Linked DNA regions of Mus musculus: region 2 is linked to region 1. A link is a loop called in an ENCODE intact Hi-C map of the cell type or tissue named here. Cell type or tissue: left cerebral cortex. All regions are shown on one strand.

What was found. Hi-C counts contacts between places; a loop is a spot of excess contacts. Peaks named below come from ENCODE experiments on the same cell type or tissue, not always from the same donor. Only the 100,000 strongest peaks of a DNase experiment are listed, where the experiment ranks them.
Region 2: a loop joins it to region 1, with 3 times the contacts of the local background. A loop is called at or near these places in 4 of 42 quality-filtered maps.

Annotation. Positions count from the first base shown.
Region 1 is chr5:39,315,188-39,319,187 of GRCm38, reverse strand. LOC115490181 (a long non-coding RNA gene) reads right to left here. Exons shown (of 4, transcript XR_003955907.1): 2 at 527-743. Among named protein-coding and RNA genes, the nearest start is that of Gm40292, 10 kb to the right of the region's middle. In left cerebral cortex, no CTCF peak of the experiment used is centred here; DNase peaks (open chromatin) are centred at 159 and 2,486.
Region 2 is chr5:39,637,819-39,641,818 of GRCm38, reverse strand. The region is part of intron 1 of Hs3st1 (heparan sulfate (glucosamine) 3-O-sulfotransferase 1); the gene reads left to right. Among named protein-coding and RNA genes, the nearest start is that of Hs3st1, 4.8 kb to the left of the region's middle. In left cerebral cortex, a CTCF peak has its summit at 2,150 (motif pointing right); DNase peaks (open chromatin) are centred at 1,897, 2,150, 2,595, 3,745 and 2 more places; H3K4me3 peaks cover 2,612 bases; H3K27ac peaks cover 1,273 bases.

The DNA.
Region 1 (4,000 bases):
GAAGACGAATACCTGCTTAGACAATTATAGAAATTTATAGCAGGTTGACATAAAGAACGGATCTTTTTTCCACAAGAGAATATAATCAGATTTCTTATATAGATTCACCATGCTTATTCTGGGTTAGCTCTTGAAGACCGATCTGGGTCCTATATTTATTCTTGAACTTTTGTACTTACAAAAACGAGGCCATGCAAAAGGGTGAGTCAAAATAGCCCAGGCCTTCAGATACAGGCTGTGGAATATAATTAGGGAACAGGATGCTCCGAAACCCTGACACTCAAGAAAGAAGCTCCCATTAATTGTTGCTGTGTTGTATTTGGGGGCATAAATATTTACACTTCATTTCTCATTAAAATTCTGCTTCTTAAAATATTAAGCCCAAATGCTCCGATGGCTGGATAATTAATGACAAACTAGTAGCTCCAACTTTCAGAGAAGTGAAGGTGTGAAGTTTTCACTCTGGGCATTCATACCTTGGGACCAGGGCAAGCCCATCAGTTCTGTTGGGTAAATATTCACTGACCATCAACAGGTGGTGAGCCCTGGAGTGTTAGGGATTTGGAGGACGTAGGAAACAGCTCCAGTTCTTCAGCAACTTCAGTCTTAGAACTCTCCAGCAGCAAAGCCGAGAGGTCTCACCAATCTTGTAGGAAAGCTTTCTTCTAGGTAGGAAGAAGTTGCTGCAATAAATAGGGTGACTGGCAGCCTCTACAGGAGAAATGTGTACCTGGAACACTGTCCTGAGATAACAGAAATAGCACAGCAAGAAGGGCATGGTTTAAGATTATTCAAGGTCAATGGGTCTCATGGACAGTAAAAAAAAAAAAAAAAAAAAGTGTATTTCGCAGACTTGATGGACACAGAGGTGTTCTTTCTAGTCCCCCTCCCTCTACATAGCTGCTGATTGTGATTCACTGGACCTGCATAATTTTCTTGTGCCTTCAAGTCAGTTCCTAAGATGCACTACAGCCCCGTAAAACTCACTGAGTGACCAGCTTGGCATTTTCCTGCTGGTGGGATAACATCTGTTCAAGAACGCTGTCACTAGGAAGCCCTTTTCTTTCACATGTATTCCTTCCCAACATCAGCAACCATACAAATAGTCCACCCAGTACCTTAAAACCACATATTTATACCCTCTTCTCTCTGGACTGTCACTCCTACTTTTGCTTTGAAACAAAACCACTAAACTATTCTTGAGGAACATGCTCTGGCAAGCCCATATAAAGAAAGAATTTTATGTCCTATTATTGACCTCCTGCGAAACCAGGTATGTAGTCTACCACTGCAATTAATTTATAGCACTGACTCTATACATTTGCATATGCATCCACCCGACTAGTTGTGGCATTGCAATGTAATGATCCCACCATACATATCTCTGGAGCTTTTTCCCCAACACAGAGCTTGGATACATTTGGGTACCACTGCATACCATCTGACCTGCATTCATTGCAAAGTAGGTTTCAACCTACTTTGCACATCTCACTCAGAACAGAAATGCTTGGCTTGACTGTGAGGCTGCATCCAGATTCCCATGTTCAGGTCTTGATATCACTTGAGTCATGTTCTACTCCTCAACAGTAGCTTTTATACAGTCACAATTCAAGTGAACTTTTATTTAGTCATAATTGTGTAATGACTCGAGATTTTATCCTGATATTTTATAATTAAAAAGATGAGAGAACATTCAGGCTGGATGGATGGCTCAGTAGTTAAGCCTTACTTAAACCACTTTTACTGCTCCTCCAGAGGACTCAAGTTCAGATGCTAGCTAGCACTTTGTTGGGTAGCTCACAATCAAGTGGAACACCAATTTCAGAGAACCCCACACTCTTTTTCTTTACCCCATGGATAACTACATTTCACTGCACATATCTCAACACAAATGCACACGCACATAATCAAATGCTTCTGCAGAAGATTATTCTAGGTAGCTGGGATCAGGTTCCAAGTCCACACTTGGAATAGCTACTGAGTTTAGAGGACAGGTGAATAAGACTGGGGACAAATCTGGATGAGCCAACCTCTCATCCAAGTGGCTGTAGGGATGCCCAAGGTATATCTAAGGACGAACATTATTGTTTGATCAAAAGGAGGAACAGAAGGCACCCTCAACAGACAAAATGACAACTGTTCATTCCAGTTACCTTTGCATCATGTGTGACACACAGTGAGTGCTTAACAGATGTTCACTGCTTGAACAGATTTGCAGAACAACATCAGTTACATGAGTGCTGGCAGAGGAGCCCAGACCTGTGTGTTTAGTGACTGAAAGGCCACTTCTTTTCTTCAAGACCCTGACAGACATCAAGCTTACACCGTGCAGTCTTCAGTTTCCAGGTTGAAGTTTTCTCCTTATGCTAAGAGCTTCTCCATTGCAGCAATCCAGGGGGCTGCTTTTGACTGCTGCCCACAGTTACAGACAGGAATCTGCTTCCTGCAAAGTGTTGTTTGCTGTGATAAAATCACCTCCACTGAGTGTTCCTATCTTTAAGTCTTTGTTGGAAAATCGTGCAGAGCAATCTCAGTGCAGACACGATCCTGAGCTGAAAGTGGCTGGCAGCACAGGAGAGGGAGGACAGAGGCAATTTTGGGGACATGTGGAATACACTGTCTTCAGCAAGTCACCATGAATGCACTACTTTACCCATATAAAAATTCTGGATTAGTTCTCTACACATGTATGGTATTTGAAAGAGTGATGTTTTTTTCACATCCCAGAACTAAGGACACATCATTATTGCTTATTCATTCTGAGTCTGCTGACCTTTCAGGAAACATGCATGTTCTTTGGCCTTCGTAATATGTAAAATTATGCAATCCCTAATGAAACTTTCAAGTCAGCTTTGCTCTTTGTAATTTTCCACATGTGTCTGCTGTATTTGAACATGTTGGACATGTTCTACCTGACAGCAGTTGATGCTCAAAGAAGCTTGGTCCTCAGTGCGAGACTATAGAGAGATAGATGATTTTTACAGGGTGTGGCTAGTGGAAAGCCATCAGGTTCATAACAGTCCTACTTCTACTGGGGATTCATTCCCTCTAGCAGGGATGAGTCAGATACTTCTATGGGGCTAGCTTCTATAGATGAGGGTTAAGAAGAATCCGTGGGGCTGTCTCCAGTTGTTTCTATTTTCTTATATATGGTTTCAAAGTGTGTCCCCTTAGATGCCTTGTTAAGATGAAGCCAGACACTAGTGCCATACTACTTTGATTTCCCAGAATTAAGAGCCAATAAAACTCTTTATATCTTATCCAGTCTTGGGTGTCCTACGATAGTAACAGAATTAGATGGCTCTTCTCAAAAGAACTGATCCTGTAGCATTTTCCAAGAACATTATCATTGTGTTTCCATTTTTGAAAGATTTTTGTACTTAGTTTCTTACACATGGAATGTGATTGCCTTCCACTTGAACCTGCTCCTGTTCTATCCATCCCAGAAGGCCCAGAAATGGACGTCGTGCTTAGAGAAACTTTCCCACTTTTCATTTCATCTCTTTTGGTGAGAACGCTTCTTTCCTTTTCTCTGCTGAGCTCTCACAACTCTTTGACATACTTTGGATGCTGGTCACTGTGCTCCGTTTTGTATTTTAGCTAAATGTGGTTAATCTCATCCTGCCCTCTGGAATACAGCACAAGGACAGGCTGCTCTGTGCTGTGGAACTTGAATGGGTTTTGCAGCAAGTCAGCTGTAATCAGATCCAAGCACTATTTCACGAGACTCTGGGGAATCAGGGCTCTCTGGCATTACCAGGCTCTTTTTCAGTCCACATGTCTGTTAGTGGAAAGTCACAATGGGATCACCTAAGCAAAGTGATGGCAATGACCTCTGAACTTGGGACAGTTTCAATTCATGACATTCTGCAAACGTCCCTAAGAGATGCTGAAGCCCTTCCTTACTCCAAACACAACCCCAGTTTTACATGGGCTCCTAAGGCTGACATAAACTGCTGCTTTTCTTTGACCCCATTTTTGTCTGTTGTTAATGGCTTTA
Region 2 (4,000 bases), 320 kb before region 1:
AAGATAGTCAAGCATGGGATGCCTGAATGGGTTATAACCTATGTCTGCCATGAGTATCTAGACACCAGTTCCAGAGCCTGAGCTGAGGAGTGTAGCACTTTTTTGGCTGCTCTGTGACAAGTGAACTGTCTTCCAAGGTGTTACAGAAGGACAGACAGCACTTTTCATCTGAGGTTAGAAAATATGAACACTGCAGTTCTCCAGTCCCCAACTTAGCCATGGAACCATCTGCTTTCTATCTAGACTCCCTTTCTTAAACAAGAAAGCAAGAGACTGAAGGCTGTGATGAGGCCAGCCTCTGTCCCCATGACCTTAGGCCCACTGTTTCCTCTCTCTTCGTCTCCTAGTCTTTCCTGTAGATTAGTGACTGGAGAATGATTAAGAGGAAATGATAAAATACACCTAAAAGACATTTTGCTGACTACAAAACACTTGTGAAATTTTGATTATTTAATTTGCCTTTCTGGCTTTTATATTTTATATCTACTTAATGTTCATGTTAATTGTAATTGGGGTGTGCCTGCATCGGAGTTCATCACAGCCACTAAACCTAAAATGAGGGCAGATTTAAATAAGTTTCATCTTATGTGCACTCTCCATGAGTTACGTCATCTCTGAGCCTCACTGTTTCTAAGAATTACAATTTCCAGGATCAGCGTTAACTTTTAGAGTTGTTTTTTCATCTTTGTCTGTTTTCAGACAGGGTCATATATCCTGGGCTGACCTCCAAGTTGCTCTGTAGCTAAAGATGACCTTGGACATCATCTGGCTCTCCCGCTCCTAATTTCAAGTGCTGGGATTATAGACATAAACTATAGCATCCAGTTATTTTAGTGCTGTGGTTCAAACCAGTGTGCTAGGCAAGTACTCTACTAATGGACCTACATCCCTTGTCTTTTAAAGTGTTTTGCTGTAGTTTTACTTTTAAGTTTAGTGTGTACATATGTCTTAAGTAGATATATTTGTAGGGAAGGACAATATTGCTTAATCAAAAACAGAGAAAAGTTAGAAGACAGTGACTCAGCTGGGGGAGAGTGAAGCATAACCAGTTTTGTGGTCTCTCTTGTCTAAGTTGGTCATCTGCACAAAGTGTTTGCCTTTCTATCTTTCATTTTTCTCTTTTTTCAGAATTTGTCCCTAGAGCCTAGTTCAGTATCAAACACTTAATGCATTTTCCAAGATGGGTTTGGAAAAGTGAATGAATGATTGAACGGAATCTTCACAGCTATTCAAAAGAGCAGATGGTATAATTTCTATTTTAACAATTGCGAATCTGCAGATTAGGAAACGTTGTCAGTTTTCTGAAGGTACAGAGGATTCCAGATTGAAATTCAGATCTATGTGTTCTCATTACAGACTTCAGTACTGTTTTGGGGGGGGGGGGGCTCTCCCTCCATCACCACTCAAAGTCCCACTAAGTGTCTGGAAGGTACCCAGCAACCAAATATCATTTTTTTCTATATAGAATCTCCACTGTCTTGGTCAGAGAGATGCTCCTAGTTGGAGGTAGAGTTTCTTTTCCTAGTTTGTATCTTGTAGCCCTGAACTCAGTTAAATGATCCCACCAGGGAATTGGAATCTGGAGGGAGAAGTGTAAGGACACAGAAACTGTAGAGTGTTTATCATCAACTTGGGTCATGGATCAAGTGGCTGGCGTCAGCAGCAGCATCCAAGTCTCAGGATGTGCTCCCAGCGGAGCTATTCCTTGGGTACCATCTTGACATGATCCCTGGAGTCTGGTCCCCTTCATTCCTTCTCATTTTCCAAGCCTGGATTTTCGGCATCTCCCTAGATCCTAGAGGCATCACCGAGTCTTCAGACAGCTTACTTTTTGTGTCTGCGTTAAGCAGCATCTTAAGCAGCTGATGCAAACAGCCTCCACAATCCATCTTCAGGACTGCCTCTGGCATGAAGCCTTCTCAGCTCCCTCCACCCACAGGGAATTAAGTCCATAGCTTTTGCAGGCCGTTAGAATAATATTTACTGGGCCATAGTTTGTCAATAGTTATGTGCTACCGGGAGAGGACTAGAAAAATGAATACATTATTCTTTGAAGGAAAGGCTTAAACATAACAGAAATAGATCCCAAAGGACATCTTTCCTAATTTTTTTTTTCTTTCCTTCCGCATACTGCCTGCTTTTTGGTAACATTCCAGCAGGGGGCGCAAATGACAGTACCTTCAGCTGCCAGACAAGAAGCAGCCTGCATAGGACTGAAACATGGGTCTACAGCTCAGATCCAACACTCTGTTGCTAGTGAAACCTATGACCTAACCTTGCCAGGGTTTGTTTAATGTTTAATATAAATGACAGGTTAACAGTTTTATGTAAAATTTACAGACATCGGTTTCTAGCAGCCTATTCAACATGTCTAAATAACACACGTGAGTGTGCAGAGCGTTTTCCTATAAAGGGACCTCGGAGCTCTCCCACAGACCTGCAGACTATTGGCTTCTGAGTGCTTGGGATAGACGGAAGCTTTGCTTGGAATGTGACTCTCACGAAAGATCTTACCTGTAAGGCCACAACAGGAATGTGGGGAAAGGGGTATGGATGCTATAGTCACTTCCTTCCTCGTGATCTGCTTCAGCCAGTTCGGGATGTCACTGGTCTTTATCTCTGCAAGCAGTTTTAGAATCCCATTTACACCTTTAACTCATTTGCTGAGTTCCAACCCCGCTCTACTGACTGTTCTTCCTGCCAGTGACACAGTGGGGAATAAAACAGATGGAAGCCCTCACCACTGTGCACATCTAGTAGAAGACAAAGCGGGAGAACTAATGAAAATCCCTCCTGCTTAGACTGGTATATGCTAAGGATGGAAACAAAAATCAGGGAAGTGTGAGATGAAAAGTCAGGGTTGCTGGTAAGTTGAGGGGCCTAAGGCAGTTAGCCTGGGCTCTAGTTCAGTGTGACCATGTCAAGTTTCATGATCTGACACAAAATGGTTTTCAGTGTGGGAATATGGAGTTTTGATTGGACTCCGAAATTTCAAATTAATCTCTGATATTTCTCTGTAGGCCTAACTTGTTTTAATTGATGGGTAGGCATGCTGAACACAAGCCTTGCACCAGACCTTGTATTAGGTATAGTGATGGACCACCAAACCAATCAATGATATTACAGACCAAGGTGGAAGGCATCAGTGTCACAAGGGATTGGATCACCAGATCTCTGGAGGGGCTTAGGGAAGATGTCCTTGTGGAGAATTCCTGCTCAGAACACTGGTACCCAGTGCCTTTTTAATTGAACAGTGAATGTGCATACATTTGTGCCAGAAATAACTTGCCTGTGTACCTTCCCACTTCTTTTCCTTGCCTGGATTCCCTCCTTATTGACAATTTCTTTGACTGACACTAACTTTTCTTAAAAAGTATTATTGCATTGACTCTTGAGAGCAAAGTTTTTAGTTTTAGTTTTGTTTTTTTTTTTCTTTCAAAGTATGAAGGATGATTGTACCCTTAGAGGCCATCTTCCAAATCTACCCAGCTTTTCTTGATAGACAGTTGTCCAGGAGATGAGAAAATATTTTGAGTTCCCGATGAACTTCCAGGCAGTCAGATAAACTAGCAAGGTTGTGTGTCAAAGGTGGGAAGTGTTTTTAGCTGTCCTCAGTGGGCTTATCTCAGAGATAAGCCTCGTTCGTCACAGTTCCCTTTTTTCAAATCTTTTGGTCTTTCTTAAGACAATTGTGTGGCCCCTGAGTGTGCTTAGCTATCGTCATCCTGCTACTTGACTGACTCACTTGCTTACTATGCTGAACTCCCCCACAAGGAGACAAGGAGATACGCTCCATGAGAGCGAAGACCTGGAGGTGTATGTTTGCTTCAGTTTCTAGAACACCGTGTCTGTTCCTAAGTACTAGCTCAAAAGAGAAACCCTGAGAGTCTTCATCAGAGAAAATGGGGGGTGGGGAAGGCTCTTCATGGGGGGGAGAAATATTTAAAGAGAGAGGGAGGTATCAGAAAAAAAGGGATAAGAATAAAGCATAGTCAGAATT